5 separate regions of the Homo sapiens genome follow, and regions 2, 3, 4 and 5 are each linked to region 1. A link is a loop called in an ENCODE intact Hi-C map of the cell type or tissue named here. Cell type or tissue: Calu3. All regions are shown on one strand.

Evidence for each region. Peaks named below come from ENCODE experiments on the same cell type or tissue, not always from the same donor. Only the 100,000 strongest peaks of a DNase experiment are listed, where the experiment ranks them.
Region 2: it touches region 1 in a loop (2.7-fold over the local background); 9 of 110 quality-filtered maps call a loop at or near these places.
Region 3: a loop joins it to region 1, with 4 times the contacts of the local background. A loop is called at or near these places in 3 of 110 quality-filtered maps.
Region 4: a loop joins it to region 1, with 9 times the contacts of the local background. A loop is called at or near these places in 2 of 110 quality-filtered maps.
Region 5: a loop joins it to region 1, with 8 times the contacts of the local background. A loop is called at or near these places in 2 of 110 quality-filtered maps.

Annotation. Positions count from the first base shown.
Region 1 is chr14:68,305,043-68,309,042 of GRCh38, reverse strand. The region is part of intron 8 of RAD51B (RAD51 paralog B); the gene reads right to left. Among named protein-coding and RNA genes, the nearest start is that of RAD51B-AS1, 380 kb to the left of the region's middle. RefSeq lists an enhancer at 2,502-2,641. In Calu3, no CTCF peak of the experiment used is centred here; a DNase peak (open chromatin) is centred at 1,912.
Region 2 is chr14:68,363,006-68,367,005 of GRCh38, reverse strand. The region is part of intron 8 of RAD51B (RAD51 paralog B); the gene reads right to left. Among named protein-coding and RNA genes, the nearest start is that of RAD51B-AS1, 320 kb to the left of the region's middle. RefSeq lists enhancers at 1,947-2,475, 2,476-3,003. In Calu3, no CTCF peak of the experiment used is centred here; DNase peaks (open chromatin) are centred at 1,965 and 2,435.
Region 3 is chr14:68,518,639-68,522,638 of GRCh38, reverse strand. It overlaps LOC124903334 (a long non-coding RNA gene), which reads left to right. Exons shown (of 3, transcript XR_007064223.1): 2 at 1-24; 3 at 218-4,000. It also overlaps a transcript of RAD51B not described here. Among named protein-coding and RNA genes, the nearest start is that of RAD51B-AS1, 160 kb to the left of the region's middle. In Calu3, no CTCF peak of the experiment used is centred here; DNase peaks (open chromatin) are centred at 1,528 and 3,478.
Region 4 is chr14:68,582,199-68,586,198 of GRCh38, reverse strand. It overlaps a transcript of RAD51B not described here. Among named protein-coding and RNA genes, the nearest start is that of RAD51B-AS1, 100 kb to the left of the region's middle. RefSeq lists an enhancer at 330-831. In Calu3, no CTCF peak of the experiment used is centred here; a DNase peak (open chromatin) is centred at 2,058.
Region 5 is chr14:67,932,532-67,936,531 of GRCh38, reverse strand. All of the region lies in intron 7 of RAD51B (RAD51 paralog B), which reads right to left. Among named protein-coding and RNA genes, the nearest start is that of RAD51B, 110 kb to the right of the region's middle. In Calu3, a CTCF peak has its summit at 2,351 (motif pointing left); a DNase peak (open chromatin) is centred at 2,301.

The DNA of each region.
Region 1 (4,000 bases):
CAAAGATATGTTCATAGGTCTAACAGTGAAATAACTGGTGTTATGACATGACAGCGAGGATTTTTCCCTCTGTTTTGTAAGAGCCTTCTCTCTCAGTTTTGTCCATGAGCTGAGAGCAAGGGCAGCTTTTCCAATAGAAAGTACATTTGGTTTCAATTCACTTTCATAACAACAGACACTAACTCTTAGGAAGATGGAGAACATTAAGCTCCATTGTTCAGGCTGAGGATGACTGACTTGGGTGGCAGAAAGCTAAACAGTCTCTTTTCTGAAGAAGAAAATGCCTACGGGTGTAGCAAATCTCATTCCCAAACAGCCCTTTTTTTTTTTTTTTTTTTAATGACACAGATATAAATGACAGTGAAGGAAAATTAAAGAATCATCTCAAATCATAGAACTGGGAAGGGACCTCAAGAAATCATCATCTGATTCAGCCTCCTCTAGAAAGTTTTGTTTCTTAAATAATTTTATAAACACCAAGGCATTGTTATTTAACAAGGTCTAAGGGCAGAGAAAAATATTTTATAAATTATTTTCGTAAGCTGCTTGTAGGGCCTTTTATTATCTTAAATAATGACTAAATGAATGAAATTCTTTGAGATTTGGCAGCTTTAAGATTGCAGAGGTTGTTAAGAGGTAGAAATAGGATCCATGTTGTGTCCCTTTGGCAAAAGAAAATACTCATGCCACTGGTTCATGTCCCAAACAACCAGAAACTCACTCTCCATCTTTCTAATTTTTCAGAAATAACCTGTCATGTACATTTCCTTTTCTCTCACTGACAGAAAAGAAGGCATATTGGATAAGCAAATATAATGGAAGAATTCTGATGTGCAAAATGTCCTAATAAAGGGTCCTTCAGGGCAAAAAATACTCAAGTTGGGAGTTATGTAATTCTATCCTTGATATTATTTAGAAAACAACAGGAGAAAATACCATCCACCGTACATTCCTCGAGAACCTCCAATCAAAGGCTCTAGCATGTTTCCTGGCTTCAGACTGGCTATAAATAAATTTAATAAGGACGAAAAAAAAATCACTGCATCATTTACAGTTCTCTCTCAACTCCAGCTGACAAAAATCCAGTCCAGATGTTTGTGTTGCAAGAACAACAGTAAGAGGGTGAGCCTCAATCGTGAATATGAAAGCCCAGAGAGGGTGAGTTTGAAGAGAAAGGGAGAGCTAGGTTGGCAAGGAGGGTGTGAACAAACTTGATTTGATACTAGCTTACAGAAACACAGTAATTAATTTATTTTGTGTATAAGAAATCCAGTTTATTAGCCTTTCCTCTGCCTCATCTCCCTTTTCAAAGCCACTGGAGTTTGGCTGGTGAAGCTTGAAATGGTTGTTCCATAACCTTTGCTTTTAAATTAAACAAATGACTTCAGATTTTGGAGCAGTTGTTGACTCAGGGGAAAGCATGCCATTAAAAGTGTGCCAGAGACAGATTTAATTGGTGCAAGTCCCAAAAACTGCTTGAAGTACAGGCTTCCCACATATAGATTTCAGGGAAATTACTCAAAGGCCGCACAGCTTTGTCAGAATTTGAGATGTGAAACAAGGCAGCTGAAAGACTCCATATCAAAAGGGTAAATTCAATTCAGGAGATATTAATCTGATTACCTAAGTAAGGCTGTGAATCGGATATGCTCCATTGTGTGCTCTCGTTCAACCTGGACAGCTGGAGGAGCCAATAGCTTCCTTTTCTCTGACATATAATTAAGTTTTAAGAGATGATCAGGTTACGGATACAAAGTTTTAAGAAATATATCATTCAGGAGTGGCATTTACAGTGCTCGCCTGTTGCAAGAGACATTGTTCACTTTATTTCCTTGAGCCACACTGGAGAGTGTGTGGATCAGGGCCTAGGGGCTTGGTGTTTGTGTTTCAGGCTACAATAAACGCCCTCTGTGCACCTGCCTGGAGGAAAAACCAGTCCAGCCGCCTCCCAAGACAAAAGCGCCCTGTATTAAGTGCTGAAAACCCAGACATGAACTGACCCTGTCAAATTCCAGATAGGGAAAAAAAAAAAAAATCAATATTTTCATCCAATCCAAGAGGAGCTGTCATGTAGGTTTCTGGATTTCCTTTCTCATCTGCACTAAGTCTGAGCAACAATGACCTGTCAACAGAAGTCATCTCCTTTCTCCTGAGTCTCCTCGTCTTTCTAGATTCCTTCCCTGATGGCACAACCCATTGCCTGGCATGCCATAATCTGCCCTCCAGAGGTCAACGCATTCTCCCACTCTTTCTCTACCAGGTCTTTCCCACTGGAATCTCACTTCGGCCATGCAAGTTCATCTTCTGAAAGAGAACATTACTAACTCATGTGTTTTCAACGAGTTTTCCAATACACACTTGTCACAAACTCTAGGTACATTTAGAATTGCAAGAATGTTTATTAGGCCAGAGGATCAAGGTTATATTTCTTCCATGCTCACTGTGGTTTCCAATGCAAATTGGTCAAAAGATATACTGGGTCACACATACCAATTTCAGATGACTTCCTCTGAGAGAGCTGTTCAGCTTGGGCTTGTTCTAATTCATGTCTAGAATTAATCATGCTTGTCTCAGCTGACCTGCACATTCTCATGGAGAAAAAAAATGATTTCTTACAAATATGAAACCCAGCTAGGTGAAGTTTCATTTGTGAATTTCACCAGAGGCATGGGCAACTTTAACCTAAGTCATGGGTAAATAAACTGAAAAGGACAAGGTGATTACCTGAACTTGAAAGTGCAAGTTGGTTACAGGACCAGAAAGTACTTGTGAATTGCAATCTCCTACTCCTCTAAGCCAACCCAAAATGGAGAGAGAAATTAATTAAATCATGATTTTGATAATTATTTAAAACTGCCATAGACAGTAAAGCTTTGGCTACAAACGTTTGTTAATATATTTGATGATGAATAACTAAACTTTCAAGGTTAACAGTTTTCTCAAGGTTCTTCAATAGCTCCTCCAAACTCTAGCCCAGAGGGGAGGGACGGATGTGGGAACCAAGATGATCAGCACAAGAAAGCCAGTTCCCCAACACGGCCCTTCCACTAGGATGTGCTCGATTGTTTGTGTCTGAAGAGAGGAGAGGAACCAAGCAGCATTTTACTTCATTTGGTGCTCATTAAACAGCTGGCCGAGAAAAACAGTCATCCACCACAGGTACTAAGCTACTTCAACCTATACCATGCTATGATGGCCAGCCTGGCAAGTTCTCAGTGGAACAGGGGACTGGTTAATAGCCTGCCACCTTGTAAGTGGGTCTAACTCAATGATGGAGGTGGTCTGCTGGCTGATATCCAGGCACTGCAGACACAGTGAGTCAGGACAGACCAACCAAGGGGCCCATCTTAGTTCTGCCCTGACATCCTAAGGCAGTGGTCCAAGCCTCCATCACAAAGATCATGATGATCTCTCCTTTCTGTGAATGCCTCTGATATTAAAAATCTGCTTCTCTCATCCTGGCAATTCATTAGATGCTGTACTACAGTGTGACTTCAACTGTTTCATGTCTGTGGGCCTCACGTTCTGGATTTTCCTTCTTTTTGTAACTTTTCTTGTCTTATGCACTGTAGTGCAATACATATAGCCAGTTTAGATGTAAAGTTTAGCTTCATTACAGTATGCAGGAATTCTAGGGTTCCAACCAGATAAAACTGAAAAACACTAGAATTAGCCTTTATGTTTGAGAGGGGAGAGGCCAAGCCTGATACCGTTCTTATGGCCTCCTGAAAATTCAGCAAGCATTTCACATTATAGATGCTTCATACTTAACGTGTAAATGAATGAACAATTGAATGAATGGACCCAGTGCTCAAATTTTGGTTTCAGTCTCACTCTACTTGGGACAGTAAAGAGTTCTGCAGTAAAAACAAGGAAGGGAGAAATTTGAACTATACCAAGTGGTGGGAATACATCACAATGACTCAACGGGATGTAGGGAAAAAATACTAGAACCCACTTCATATTTTAAAAATTCTATTTCTGGTGTGTTTTATATAAC
Region 2 (4,000 bases), 58 kb before region 1:
TTTATACACTGAAGTTATTAATCCCCTTCTTATATGTTTGATATAAGCCCTAGGGCACTTGGGAGGGTGATCCAATTACCCAATTCAGAGAATTGCCCTTTTCTTTCAACCAAGTTCAGAGCTCTGAATTTTTGTTCCACCAATGACTTTTTGTTTCAGTCAAACAAGGTCACGGAAGAGGCCAATATCTGCCAAGGCCAACAGGGGTTTCATTTACATGCCCACTAATGCGAGCAACATAAGAACCTCTTGAGAGCATTAAACTAGGGTGTGGGACAACAAGCCTGTTATTTATTTACCAGTTCCCAAAGCCACCCCTGCCAGTTTCTTGCTATTCAACATTTTTGGTTACCATTTTGGATTTAACGGAACTTTCTTCTGTGCATCTGGAAGATGTGGTGGGATTTGTCAATAGGCAAGAAACCCCTGGGGAAATGTTCAGATGAGCCTTCAAGGCTGCTTTAGTCCAGGGACACGAGGCAGACTAAGCATAGTCTGTACTTCCTTAAGTCAAACATTTCCAAAGTTAGCTTATTTATGACCATAGGGGGTTCTTTTGCCATCCATCATCTTGTCTCAGACCTTTATTAGTTATTTTTGTTGTTGTTGTTTCCTTTACAATGAATACCAAATAGATTCAGTCTTGCTTTAGCTACGACTGGTACACTTTTGTCATGGTCAGAGAGAGGATGATTTGGCCAATGTCTTATCACCGTCACAGACATAGGCTATTTGTCTATGGTATGTTTGTTACTTGAAGCTGATGAACAGTACTTTAGTTGAGAATAAGCATTAACAGATGGTCCAGAGAAATAAGGCAACATGTTAATTTATTTCTCCAAAATTCCAGTACTCCCACTTCAGGATTTGTGAAAAATTAAAATTACACTAAAGTTGTTAAGGGAAGAATTAATCTTAGGAATGTTTATTAAAGTCAAGAATAACTAGTTATCAAAAAAAGTATTTTTAATTTATCAAAAAGCGACACTAGTCTTTGAATTGCTCTGTGTTTGCAATAATCAACAGAAACATCTGGAAAACTCACCTTCCTGCCTAAATATTTCACAAATATATTCAGATTATCACTAAAAAAAAGTCAGGAAATGAAAAGGTAAGTGAAAAAATATTATATTTCTTCTAGTGGCCCAATCATAAAGCCAACTGTTTTTGAGTCTGATATGTGAAAGACATAACAAAATTTGTAAACAGTGGAAGATATGATTTATAAAAAGTAAAAAAAGAAAAGACAGGTTAAAAATATAATTTAGACTGCCATACAGTTTATACAGATGAATTTTTCTGATACATACTGCTCACATGAGAGAATGAAAATGTCTTGATTGCCTTAAAAAATTTGTTTTTTAGAACATGGAGAAAGAACTTGTAGATCACACTGGTAAGTTAATAATCTGAAACTACAAGATGTAGGTTTTAATCTCAAGCTTTGAAATTAATTCCTCATGTGGTTTTGGAAAAGACTTTAATCTGCCTCATCTCAGTTTCTCCAGATGAAATATCTAGATTGTATGATACACCATGATTCATCAAATAGGAAGCCTTTACAGATAATAATGTTTACGCATGTAAGCTCTGAGGTGGGACTGCCTTCAGCAGCTTGAAGACTTTAAAACATAGGACAGAGCAGTAAGACAAACAGGACAGTTCTTTGTCTTCCAGTGGTGTTACCAGGGTGTGGGTAGAGATCACTTCACATCTTTCCTCACCGGACAGCCGAATCAGACACAGAACCTGCCTCCTCTTTATTCTACTTACAGGCCTTTTTCTTTCTGCACATGCCTCTGAAGCTCTGGCGTTAAAGCTGATGATCTATTCCGAGGTGGCCCATAAAGTACGTCTCCCTCAGCCTCCACTGTCACTTTGTTGTGAATCCCAGCCCTAGCCACCCAGTGCCCTGTGCTTTCCTCAGACCCAGGATAGGATGAGAAATGTGTAGGAGCACTACATTCCTGCCACGCTAACCTTCACTCCCTCACCAAAGCTAAGGGCAGTCAGAAGCCAGCACCCAGACATGGGCGTCTCTCTGCCCCTAACACCTGCCAATTCCTGCCCTAAAACTATTGAAAGAATGCGGAGGTCCAGGGAGCTTGAGCGGGAAAAGGGTAACTGGCAGAAGGGAAAACACAATCCTGGTCTCAAAGCAGCAATAAAAATAAAATTAAACCCTCACACACACACATAAGATTCTTTATGTCTTCAATTGAAGTTGCCAGAGTACTTCACACTGGAACTACGTGCAAGAGGATTTTCTGAAAAAACAAACCACACACACAACAGACCTTACTGCTCCCTTGAAGGGGCTTATTTAAGGCAAAACAAGGCCTCCCATCATTCCTGTGAGAGATCATTGTCCCCCTTGTTGCCACAGCGCCCTGTGAGGCTGTGGGAAACAAATGACCTCAGAGGCACTGCAGTATGTGTCACTGCAAAAGAAAAGAGAGTGGAAGGGGCTGGGGGAGGGGGCTGCTGGCGAGTGGAGCCCTCCACCGCGCCCGGCGGTCCTCCAATGATATCCCTCCAGGCACAGCGGGAAGGAGGCTTGCCGGCCCCAGGAGTCTCCCTCCAGCCTGTAACGGGATTAGGCTCCCGCTCCTTAGAAGCAAAGCGTCTTTCTAGATATCCTGCTGCTCGCCCTGGTCAATCTGTCCTCTAAATTGGCCCTCCCCACAAAGTGCCCGCTGACTGCTAGTGTCTCCCTCTGTTTCACGGGTGTCTTGAGTGGAGACAGGGCTCCCCTGAGGCCCGCGATGAGGAGTGGGCGCAGAGGGAGGGAGGGAGAAGAGGGTAGTCAGGGATCAGAGGGGTGGCTGGGGAAGGGGACACACACACTGGGGCAATCGGAGAGCAGGGAGGATGGAGGCGGAAGGAGAGAGGGTTAGGATGAGCGGATCGGGAAGGAACATGGCGAAGCAAAGCTGAGCTCAGCAGCAGATACTTCCTTCGCCACACACTCCCCGCACTGGAGAAGGAAGCCCGTGGAGGCCTCGCTCTCACTGGGGCGCGTGTGGGCAAACAAGCCTGCAGTCCAGCCAGAAGCGGCCTTCCCACCACACAACTTCCTCCTGTGGACGCTAACACTGACCGATGTGGCCCCTTCTCTGCAATCTCTGTGCAATGGAGCGGCTGATACGACTTCCAGCCTACACGGGAGCACACAGAAGCACAGTGGTTGAGGGTAGACTCTGAGTCTCACTAAGTGGGCAACTCCACCTTCACTGCACCCACACACGCGTGTGCACACACACTCCCACTCCCCGCCGGGAGAAAGACTGTGTTACAGCATCGCATGTATGCATTTTACCTTCAGAGATGATACCGGCCCAACCCTCCTCCTTGAGCCACAGAGCTATGTTAACCACAAGGTGGCAAACAAAAACAGGGAAGAAGGACACAGAGTGGGCGCCGCCGCAGGAGAGCCCTGCACACTCCAATGAGGAGGCCCCTGCACACTCCAATGAGGAGGCCCCCTTCACTCAGAGCCTGCACACCTGGAGATGAGCCTGTCTCCATACTGGCGGACACTGAGAATACACAAAAACACTGAAAATAAAACATGATATATTAACAGATATATCATACAGTTTATCTGTAAAATTCCTTTTATATATGCATATATTTTCTATGGAAATGGGTATGCATCACTTTATTGTTTAATCACCTATGTTAATTCACCAAACCATTACTTTATGCACAGTACAAATTTCTGAAAATACCAGAGTTTCAAAAATTCTGTTTATCGATAGAATTTGTTTTGGCTTCTATAAAACAAGGAGACATGGTACTTTGCAGTCTCAGGGGTAAGCAAAGCGGTATGAAAAACTATCTTGTACCCAAAATCTTTCCTCATGAAAGTCTCAACTGTGGCAATGTAGGTTTTTTTGCACCAAGTTTGCAATTGGGAAGTACTGCGATTTGAAAGTAGCTGGGTTCAGTGCACAAAGGCTCCGCCTATTTTCAGTTGTTTACCAGGAACACAAATGTC
Region 3 (4,000 bases), 210 kb before region 1:
TCAGCTTTCCTAACTGGAATGGAGGTAATTACTGTCTTCCACACACGAGCCGGTACATGCTTGAAATCAGATGGCTCTGGGTTGTTTTAGAAAGTGTAGCTGGGCCTCTGAGCCAGGAGAGGGAGGATTATGGAGCCTTCCAGCGGCTCCATTCCAGAGAGGGAGGAATTCAGACATCCCAGAAACGGTGAGGGTAACTTCCATATTTTTTTTGCAGTCTCTTCAATTCTGCCCAAGAGATTTGGCCTGAAAAGATTGTGCCTTCAACCTCATCCTGGAAATTCAGGTAGCATTTTTCGGTTTTCTCTCTCAGGAGACAGAAGCTGACACCCCACATGACTCCCATCTTGTCTGTAATCAGCAACCAGGGCTTTGACCTGCACTGTCCTCCTTTCCAGCAGCAGAAAGGGGTCAAACTGAGCCAGGTCTAGTAAGAGCTATCTCAGAGAACCAGAACACGGATTTGCTTTTGTTCTCTCAGGACAGCAAACCCAAGGGAGGGCAGACTCAGGCTCACATCCCACTCACACGGCCCTGAGTGTGGACTGGGAGCAAGACGCTGCTTCAAATTTCAGCCTGCCAGCTGTGTGTCCACAGGCAGCTAACAAACATCTCTCATCCAGCCACAGCCTCACCCAGAGAAGAGTAACCGACCCAACCTTATAGCGTTGCTGTGAAGTCAGTTAACATAGGGCTGAAGTTTGCTGTGAAGTCACAGCAACCCTATGTTATGGTTAACTTCATTTAACATAGGGTTAATGTAGGTTTAATATGAGGGGCTAACAATTACATATAAATGTTAGCTACTGTAATTGTCAGATGCATGGCCACTGGTGCCAAAGGAACCACTCTGAAAATTCTGGAGGTTTTCAAGACTCTGGGGATTCAGAAATGGAGGAAGAAAAGAAGCTGCTGCAGGAACAGTGCAGGGAAGCTAGAAGGGAACAGGGTGGCAGCCCCAGCTCAAAAGGTCTTCCCTCTCAAGGGCACCACCTGAAACGTATAAGGTTGCCTGAAATTCCACAGATTAGACATTTAGTTTTGCTTCTTTACAACAATATATCTCAAAGAGAACTGGCTGGTTAAACATTATTCATACATCTGTGTGAACTGGTTTATTTGCTCTCTTCCTAATACCTACACACTTAGAAACTCCAGGGAGCAAAGAGCTTGGGTCTGAGTTAGGGACTAGGAAAGGAACAGAAAGTAATAACTTAGAGTCATGAAGCACTGTCCAAGACATGGCCAGCTGTTCAGACTCTGAGAGCCCCAGTTCAATTCACTGGCTGGCCTGCAGACAGCCTGCCTGGCTCATGAGAAGGGAGGAGTGGGGAGTCAGGACCTGGAGGTCCTGAGGTGCTTTTCTGATGTTGGTACTTTCACGTTGCCCACTCATAAAATACCCTTTGTAAATGGCTTCTGGGACTCCCTCCTCTCTGGGAGTGCCTCCTTCGTGAGCTCTGCATATGGGTGGCCCAGAGAGCAGGCCCCAGCTGTTGCCTCTCCTCAGACATTCCATCCCTATGACCTCATCCAGGTGCGGGCTTGAGTCACCACTCCACTACAGACTCTCTTGATTTGGATATTCAGTTGCCTACTTGACATCTCCCTTTCAAGTACCTCAAACAAAACGCTCCATGTGCCCTTACCCCTACCCCCTGCCACCCAAAACAATCCAAACAAAAACTCCATCAGCCTGGTCTCCATGGACATGTTCTTGATGCAGTCAACCTTTCAGGACTATTGACGTTTCTCTTTGTACCTTGTACTTTTCTTTCACAGCCCTTAGGACAATGTATAATCACTTACTTATTTTCATATTGACTTGTGTAATACCTGTTTCCCAATAGACTGTAAAATTCATGAGAATGAGACCAGGTGGTTTGTCTCCTGTTCTTCCCCACACCCTAACTGGCACACAGTAGGTCCTCACTATGTATTTGTTGAATGGATAGTATTAAAGTGAAGATGGGTCCTAGGGTGAGGAAGAGTTTCTGGGCACAAAGAAAGGCCATGAAACCTGGCAAAAAATACATATGAGCTCATATCTTGTTTTCCTGAGGAGCTATTTGGTTTCTTCCTCCTCCTATTTGATGAAGTTATATGTTTAATTAAAGCCCTGAACAGTTAGAACAAATGTATAGGAAATGATCACATGATCATGAACTTAGCAAACAGCTACAAGCTTAACTGTCTAATATGGGGAGTGCCTAAATGATATGTATCAATATGGTTGACTCTCAGTTATCCATTCCAGTGGATAATCTAATAGCCAGTAATCTAATAGTTCATAATTTACTTGCCTATAATCCCATAAGTTTTACATGTGGCTTTGGATTATGTTTTGGAATTTGCACCAGGGTATGGGGGCTCTGATGGTTTAGGAATTCACAGTACTTTGAGCATATATGTCCTATGTCACTACCCCAGTTGCCCATTAAGGATTCCTCTGGGTTCCAACTGCATGTGGAAAAAATACTGCATTGTGCTTAGGAGGAAAGTGCATTGGTCTTTGTTTGTTTGTTTGTTTGTTTTGTTTTGGCTGTAAAAATTGGGGTCCAAACCCCAGCTCTTGCATTTACTAACTAGCTCTGTTTTCACACTACTTGTCCCCGTCTAAACCACTCCCTCAGGCAGGTGCAAAACAAGGCGAAAGCAGAGTTAAGCTCCTTATGAACTTTCTGTTTTACATCTAGGCAAAGAAACGTTCTCTCTTCTCCTTTTTTTCTCTTTTTCTTTCTGCCTTAGAAGACCTTCTCTTCCAGCTCAGTGGGATGAAGTCAACAAGGTCTTTGCTTTACAAAATCATGCCTGATTGGGAAAGATCCTGAAAATGTCTAGACAAATCTGAAAGAAAAATGCTGTCCTGGGCAATCTAATACAGAAAACTGACTCTGGGCTTTCCCTGGGCTCCACTGGTCCCACCAATGGTGCAAATGACGGTGACTTTCTCCACGTTCTACATACATCTGGGCATTTGCTCATGCTGTCTTGGGTCAAAGTCTCAAGTTGGAAAATGGATTCATCCTGAGATCCAAGGCAGAACCAGTCGTGTTGTCAGTGGGTAGCTGAGACCCCAAAATTCCCACCTCTTTTCCTGTCATGAAGTTTCTATCTCGAGAGAAAACAGCTGTCCATTCTTAGGCCAACTGGGACTGAAGCCAGCTGTTCCTTCCAGATGCCAAGAGTCAGATGCACGCCCACTCTTTTCTCCTATTCCCTAAGGCTGAAGTCTCAAACTTTATTGAATTTATTAATAACCTCAGGGACTTGCTAAAAAGCATTTCCCCAGGCTCTACCTCCAGAGAATCTGATTCAGTTAATTCAGGTTGGCCAGGAAATCTGCATGTTAAATAACAACCCTCCTGCCCCACCTCATTTCTGATCTCTAGGAAATTCCTATGTAATTGGTCTGAGAATCATACTTTGAGTGACAATAGCCACAGTGGAGGCACTGGTGTGCCGGTAAATGTTTAACAACTGGCTCTGGAGGTGGAAAAGCCTGGTTTGTAGCTTGCTGATTTCTGTGGTATAAATATTCCCACCTTGGTCAACTCAAGCTACAAATATGACATCATGATTGTGAAGTTGGGAAAAGGTTTGTGCAATCAGTTCTGATAAGCCCATAGTAACTGATTTCAGCATGCCCACTGGGTGGAAGTGGCCGGATGCCTCCAAATGCTGGTTCCTAGGCTCTGGCATAGAAGGGCCACTGTTTGGTCCAGAATGTCACATCCCCTAATTTTTTTTCCCTAAATCCTTCGTTTTTTGAATGGTTTGTTTTGGTTACTGGCTCTCGGAGACCTTGAGGGGTTCCAAGCCAGAGAACAAAGAAGGGGAAGAGAAGGAGCTCCAAGAAAGAAAATGCAATTAGTGTAGGATGTTGGCCTCAGCTACGCTGCTAACCTTGTTCAACCCAGCTTTCAGCAGGGAAGGGGTTTCAAACACCTGTCTCTGCCTTCATTTGATAAGCTTTCTGGTCAAGTCACATTAACCTGAT
Region 4 (4,000 bases), 280 kb before region 1:
AATCTACTGTCCTCGGAACAGGACTATCGCAGCTCTGCCTCTCCGTGCCAGCCTCGGAGAGTTCTGATTGCAGTTTTTCACCCGCCTTTAATGATCTTCTCTTCCATAGGCTAGGAGGTGATGGGGGTAAGGGAGGGCTGCAGGAAGACTGATTGCAGCCGATTCACTGTGAAACGCAAAGCGTAACGTGCCGTGGATGCTTTGCAGGGCCTTGATGAGATCTGCAGCAGATGAGCCGTTGCCTTGGCGACGCTAATGAAAAGCAGGCTTTAGAGAGGTCCAAGAACCCCCGTGGGCTGAGTTGTCTCCCCCCTCTGCAGCTCTCCTTGCCTCCCCACCAACAGCCTCAGATCAAACTCCCCGAATATTTATAAAATCTCTACCAGAAACAGAGAAAGTCAGCCGCCCAGCCAGGCGTCTGCCCACGTCTTTCCGGAGCTGCTGGAGTGACACTCTCCAACGTGGCTCATTATTCTGTTTTTCTTCCTTGCAGTGAGCAGGACACCCGGGGTCGGGGTGGGGAGGAAAAAAATGTTTGCTCTGCCCTGTTCCAGCTGATTTTGACTTGGGGAATTTACTTAGCATTTAGGGGCCTTACCTGGGACAGGTCATCCTGTCCCCAGCCCCTCCCTACCCTTCTGCCTTCTAGTTTGTTGCTCCCTTTATCCCACCTTTGTTAAAGATAGGCTCTGACTTGGAGCCTGTTTGGCTATTCCTTGGTTGCTTGTTTAGCCCATCAGCCTCCCGCCTGGGGCTCCTCGTCAGGAGCCCCTGGGAAAGTCCGAGGGGAGACTCGCTAAGAACCTCTCTGCACTTCCACAATGGAAATGCGAGGGATAATGGGGATTGGCAGCAAAAGGAGCCGGCCTCCCTGCCATGGTGAAGCAGGAATTGGGCTTATTCCCTCTGAAGAAAAGGGAGTTCCTGAAATTCCCCATGGGGAGACAGCAGGGAATCAAGGCTGGTCTGAGAAAATCTAGGTGACCACTGCCTTTTTTGCCTGCTGGTTATTAAAATGCAAATAACTTAAATAATAGAGTACACAGAGGTGGGAATGCACCTCTCTGGGCTGTGTCCTGCCAGAAAATGGGAAGGCCCCATTTGCCCACTTGAGTATATTCTGAGACTGACCTTCCTGACCGCCGCATCCTATGGGTGAAGCAGACTTCTATGTAGAGAGGCATCAAGAGCTTGTGGCAAGTCCTGGATTGGGCTAAGAGTGTTGAGTGTAATTTGAGTGTAACGCCCAGCTCTGCCAAACCCTGAGGGCTCTGCCTGGCAAGTTACAACAACCTTCCTCTCTCTCGGTTTCCTCATGTTCAGAAAATGAGGATGGGACTAGGTAGTCTTTAAGATCTCTTCTAGTTCTATGATTTCTACATAACATGGAAGAATAAAAATGCCATATGTTATAAAGTACTAACATGAACATAATTCATGGGCCAAATGTTGGGTCCAGGTGGTAAACAATACAGGTGATAAAGCAGGGGAAGAATCGATGGAAGTGTTGGGAACCTTTTATGGAGGTGAAATCTCAAGTCACCTTGAAGGACGAAAGCGATTTGGATAGAAATAAGAACAGCTGGGTAGGTGCAGATGAGCAGATGTTGGGAGCAGGCAAGAAGCGCAGTGGCAGAGGTGAGCTGGCTGGAGGTGAGGAAACATTGGGAGGTAAGGTTCTATAGGGAAGGCTGATCAGGGCAGGAGGGCAATGCTATGGGAGCATGAGCGTTAGAGAGAAGCAAAGAGGCTTGCTCGATTGTAATAGCTCCTGCTTCCTTAAGATTAATGAATTTGCTTGAGTGACTCCCACCAACACCCTGGCTATAAGAGGTCGAAGGAAACCAGATCAGTAACAAGATCAGGACCCTCAGCCATTGGCTTATGTGGCCCCAAGGAGGTCCTAGATTCCGGCAGCTGAGGGATCTGACTCTCCAGAGACGTGTCCTTTTGTCACCTTTCTGCCAAGGAGGCCAGCCAAGTGGCACAGGCTGGTGGGGATTAGAGTCAGGGAGTGTGAGGAGGAAAACAAGCTCTTCACTGTGTCAGGAGCATGAGACGGTGACACCTGAATGACCCTGAGGCACGAGGTGTTGGGCAGAAATCCAGCCCCAGCATGGGGGGTGGGGGGGCGCCTGGGCATCTGGAGGACTCTTCTAGGAAACCTTTAAAGCTCCTTCCTCCGGTTTTCATTGGCTAAGCTCACCCCCGCCAGGTCCTCATCTGGTGACTGGAGTGGCCGGTGCTGTGGCCCACACATTAGGGAGTCTGCTCTGGCTCACCTCCAGCCGTGGGTGAAGTGTCCACAGGTTAAAGGAATATGGCCCCAAGGACCCACATATGCCCTGCTGCTGGACGTTGGACAGTGCCTTGTGCATTCTGATCCTGGAGTTCCCTGGTCAATTCCCTGAGCCTAAGCCCAAGGCCAAGTTGTGGGTGGATCACATTACTGGTGTGCACACCCATAGGCCTCGGGTGGTGACCAGGGGTGGCTTGAGGGCACTGCGGAGCTTGCACATGTGAGCTGAGTGCCCACACATGTGTGCTCAAGGCCCTTCCTAGTGCTAAATGGAGCCAGGGTCTGAAACCAGCCCAGGCGGGCTCCCCCAAGGCCACCACATTCCAGTGTGGAACTCTGAGGGGTCCACGGGTTCTAAATTCAAGGTTGGCCTTCACCATATCAGGAAGGTGCGTTTGTCAAGGCAAGAGGAGAGAACATATTCTATGTAATAGTTTGTTAGCTTGATTTGTAACTTTCAAATATTTGGACATATGAAAGCTGGTCTACATTGTACCCTTACCTGGACCCCCAAAAGTATGTGGGGGAGTCTCTATTTCCTAAACTTATTTTACAGCTTCTCCTCCCACTTACATCACTATTAGGGGATCACCCTGTCTCCAAAGAGTGTCACCCCCTCCTGGCAGGTCTGCAGGCGCTGTAGACAAACCTGTCAGGTAAAGCCAATGGACCTGAGGCCTTAGTGAGCCACAGCACCTGCCACCACCAGCTGAGGCAGGACATTTCTTTTTTAAATTTTTTTTATTTTTTATTATACTTTAAGTTCTGGGATACATGTGCAGAACGTGCAGATTTGTTACACTGGTATACACATGCCATGGTTGTTTGCTGCACCCATCAACCTGTTATCTACATTAGGTTTTTCTCCTAATGCTATCCCTCCCCTAGCCCCCTAGCCCCTTACAGGCCCTGGTGTGTGACGTTCCCCTCCCTGTGTCCATGTGTTATTGTTCAACTCCCGCTTATGAGTGAGAACATGTGGTGTTTGGTTTTCTCTTCTTGTGTCACTTTGCTGAGAATAATGGTTTCCAGCTTCATCCATGTCCCTACAAAGGACATGAACTCATCCTTTTTTATGGCTGCATAGTATTCCATGGTGTATATGTGCTACATTTTCTTTATCCAGTCTATCATTGATGGGCGTTTGGGTTGATTCCAAGTCTTTGCTATTGTGAACAGTGCCACAATAAACATACGTGTGCATGTGTCTTTATAGCAGAATGATTTATAATCCTTTGGGTATATACCCAGTAATGGGATTGCTGGGTCAAATGGTATTTCTGGTTCTAGATCCTTGAGGAATTGCCACACTGTCTTCCACAATGGTTGGACGAATTATACTCCCATCAACAGTGTAAAAGCATTCCTATTTCTCCCGTCCTCTACAGCATCTGTTGTTTCCTGACTTTTTAATGATCGCCATTCTTACTGGCATGAGATGGTATCTCATTGTGGTTTTGATTTGCATTTCTCTAGTGATCAGTGATGATGAGCTTTTTTCCATATGTTTGTTGACCGCATAAATGTCTTCTTTTGAGAAGTGTCTGTTCATATCCTTTGACCACTTTTTGATGGGGTTGTTTTTTTCTTGTAAATTAGTTTAAGTTTTTTGTAGATTCTGGATATTAGCCCTTTGTCAGATGGATAGATTGTAAAAATGTTCTCCCATTCTGTAGGTTGCCTGTTCACTCTTATGATAGT
Region 5 (4,000 bases), 370 kb after region 1:
ACCCAAAATGTGAAAATAAACCAAATGTCCATCAACTGATAAATGGATAAACAAAATGAGTTCTATCTATACAACAGTATATTATTTGGCAATGAAAAGGAATGAAGAATACTGATAACATGCTGCAACACTAATTTTGAAAACTTTATGCTATATGAAAGAAGCCAGTCACAAAAGAACACACATTATATGACTCCACTTTCATGAAATGTCCATAACAGGCAAATCTATAGAGATAGCAAATAGAGATTTCCAAGGGCTTGGGGAAGGTGGAAATGCAGAGTGAGAGAGTGGCTGCTACTGGGTACAGGGTTTCTTCTTGGGGTGGTGAAATGTTTTGGAATTAGACTGTGGTGATCGTTGCACAATCTGTCAATATGCTAAAAAAAGAACCCTATATTGTGTACCTTAAAAGGGTGAATTGTATGGTATGTAAATTATATCTCAAAAAGCTGTTAAAATTTTTGTTTTTTGAAGGCTTTTTATAATGTGTCCTTTATAAGATAGACCTTTCTAAAAAGGTCTATTAATAAAATGACATCTATTTTCTAATATATATTCTTGAATATGAAAGTTCTGGCATTCAACAAACAGACGTTGGCCTACTGACATTATCCTCTGGTATAATAGAATTCCGCCATAGTGAAATCCCTCTCTGCCCACCTTTTACTACTCTACTTGACCTTGTCTCAGTTCTCATACTCATCTTTATAAGATGAAGTCCTCGGCAGGCCCTAGATCCTGAAGGAGCAAATAATAGATGTCATCAGTGCCTATTATTTTAGAAAAAAGAAACAAGAAGACTGCAGCTGGGCTACTTATCTAAGACAACGCAACAGAATCCACTTTAAAATTTAAAAGAGTTGGCCAGGGGCAGTGGCTCACACTTCTAATCCCAACACTTTGGGAGGCCAAAGCAGGAGGATCCCTTGAGGCCAGGGATTTATAACTAGCCTGGGCAACACAGCAAGATCCCCATCTCTACAAAAAAATTTTAAAATCAGCATGGCCTGATGGTATGTGCCTGTAGTCCTAGCTACATGGGATGCTGAGGCAGGAAAATCACCCAACCCCAGGAGGTGAAAGCTGCAGTGAGCTATAATCGAGCCATTGAACTCCCATTTGGGCAAGAGAGCAAGACTGTCTCTGAAAAAAAAACTTTTTTAAGAGTTGTATTTGTAGAATTGGCACTACAAATCCATCTCTAGCATACAACTGGTATATCTTCTGGTTATCTTTGAAAGTGCACCATATCTTACACTCAAAGTAATTGCCTAATCATCCTCACATATGTAAAAAAAATCTTAAAGGATGGTCTTTCTGGCATATCCAAAAATTAACTCTCTCCAAAAGGATTCCTATACAAATTTATCTTATACCAAGTACACTATAATTAGTCAGATTTATTCATTCATTTAACCAAAATTTATTGAGCACTCACCACCTGCTAAACACTGAAACTACATAAATAAATTAAATTAGAAACAGACCCTACCATAAAAGAATTCATCACTGTGGAGAAACACAAATGCCTCGTAAACAGGCAATATGATAGTGTGCTATATAGCAGAGGAGAGTATGGTGCTGTCAGGAAAGCATTCAAAGTCAGAAGCCTAAATTCTACAAAGAGCCAGGAAGGCTGTAGACTATAACCAGGAGACACCTTGCTGAGGTTTCTCATCTGATCCTACCATTCGTTCAACGTATGGACATTCCCCCCCATCAATAAGAGTCAGGGATGGAACAACATGCTCCAGATTCCTCAATAATATACACTCCCTGCCCTCAAGGGGCTAATTTTCAAAGTATGTCAACTAGAGTACTCCAGAAACTCTTTTCTCTGATAGGGGAATGAAATAGAGAATACGAAACAAATAAAACTAAAAATAAAAGGTATTATTTCATGTATTATTTAACATACTCTACAGGAAGGGGGTCAAGATTTTAAGTTGAGATATTTTAAACTCCCTTTAGCTATCAACTCTCTGAGGGTAGAAACAGCATCTCGTATCCTCAGCCAGAATTCCTAATTCCCATTAAATACGTGTCAAATAAATAAAGAAATGAAACAATGGTAAGCAACAAATGCCATAAATACCACTTTCCTGAGCTAATTACTGATGGCATTTTACTACTTCCTTCACAGTACGCCTGTTTACTTTCTCCTTTTCTCTTCTCTTGCCCTCCCACTTCTTTCCTCTCTTTTTATCTTTATCTCTTCCTTTCTCTCCTATTTGAAATCTGCATCTTAAAGACTGCCACCAGCTGCTCTCACAGGCAATTGCTTTGCTAAGTAGGCCACAAGGATCCTAGTGAGCAATGGAGTATTCACAGTTTTCTAATTAAAAGATGCCACCTAGTGGTTACAGTTCCCTTCATCCTGATTGTACCAGGAAACATGAAAGTTAAGCAGTATTAACAAATTCCAGGTCTTCTGTGGTGCCAGCTTGGTCTAACGGCAGCATCAGATACAATGAACCCATTTCCTTTCACATCTACAACCAAGCTGTCAGAAGTAACTGATGTTGATAGTCTACGAAGCTTTGTAGTCAGGTGTATATTGACTTTATTTATTGCCCTAAAGTAGACAAATTTGTTACTTCAATTCTGGTAGAATTAAAGGTATAGGCATTGCCTGACTCAGCAGGAGCATAGAGGTAGCTTCTGCTCTTCCTGAACTCCTCAGCAGAGATGTATTCAAGGTGGCTAACTAGAGAGATTGGACACTCACCCTCTCCAGAAAGAACCAAAATTACTAATATATAACCAAAATAATCACACCTATAATAGAACATCTAGAAGAGAACACTAGTGTCCAACAGGATCTAGTCACAGGAAACACCTGAGGCAAAGAAGGAGAAGGAAGCAAGTGACCAACTCAGCCAAGATCAGCTATGAGCCCCAAGGGACTCATTATCATAGGGAAGGGTAAGTGAGAGAACCTTAACAATCCATGTCCCCACTGTGGACTGCAGCAATCCAAACCATGGGAGAGCTCCTCTACCCACACAAACCCTGATACTAGCAAGGGTGGTGATCTGGAGACCCACAAGGGCATTGCACCAGACAAGGAACTCATGCTGGGTCAGTCACACCCCCAAGGCCTAAGCTGCTACTGCAGAGCACTACTGTGAGAGCACAGCTGTCATAGGACTGCATCCTGACCTGGAAATCAGAGGCCCCATATCTCCACATTCTGGGATCTCCCACTAACAACCCCAGTGTTGACTCAAATGGCTACAGCAGCATAGCACTGGCTGGACCCAAAGGTGCTCCAGGGTCCCCAGTATTCTAGCCCATGGAAAACACTACTCCTCAGGGAATGGTGCAGTGTACCAAAAAGTTACAGTGTACCAAAGGTGCATTCTACCGGAAAGGCAGCACAAATTCTGTGCTCAAGCTCACAAGTGGAAAGATCTCCTCCCCTTCTCTGCATATTGCCATAGCAGTAGCTGTCACTAGGAACCCAGATGGGTAAGCATAATAGCTGTCTGGAGCTGGAAGCAGTGACCCTGCCTGCACCAATGGAGTGGTCTCTGTGCTCAGGTTTACACATATACAACAGGAGCCTCTCTCCTCCTCTGCACACCACTACAGCCGCTGCCACTGCTGCTATTGCCAGGGGCCAGGGTGGACAAGCCGGAGGAGCTGCCTGTCTGGGGCTGTAAGTAGTAACTGTGCCCCCACTGGTGGTGTGGCCTCCATGCTTAGACTCATACGTGAACATGGGGCCCCTCCCCTCCTTGGCATAGCAGTACAGTACTGTTGCTGCCAAGAGTGGACAAGTCTAAGAGCTGTGTGTCTGGGGCTGTGGATAGTGACCCTGCATCACAGCCACCATCAACATTAGCACATACTGCTTGGGACCCAGAGGGTCTTCTCCTCACTGCTGCTGCCACTACCCACACCATACCAAATTCCCAGGGACATGAGAACTTGCTCACCTGCCCACCCCACCTCTGCCACCACCACCTCAGCATCTGAGCAAGCCACCTGGGGA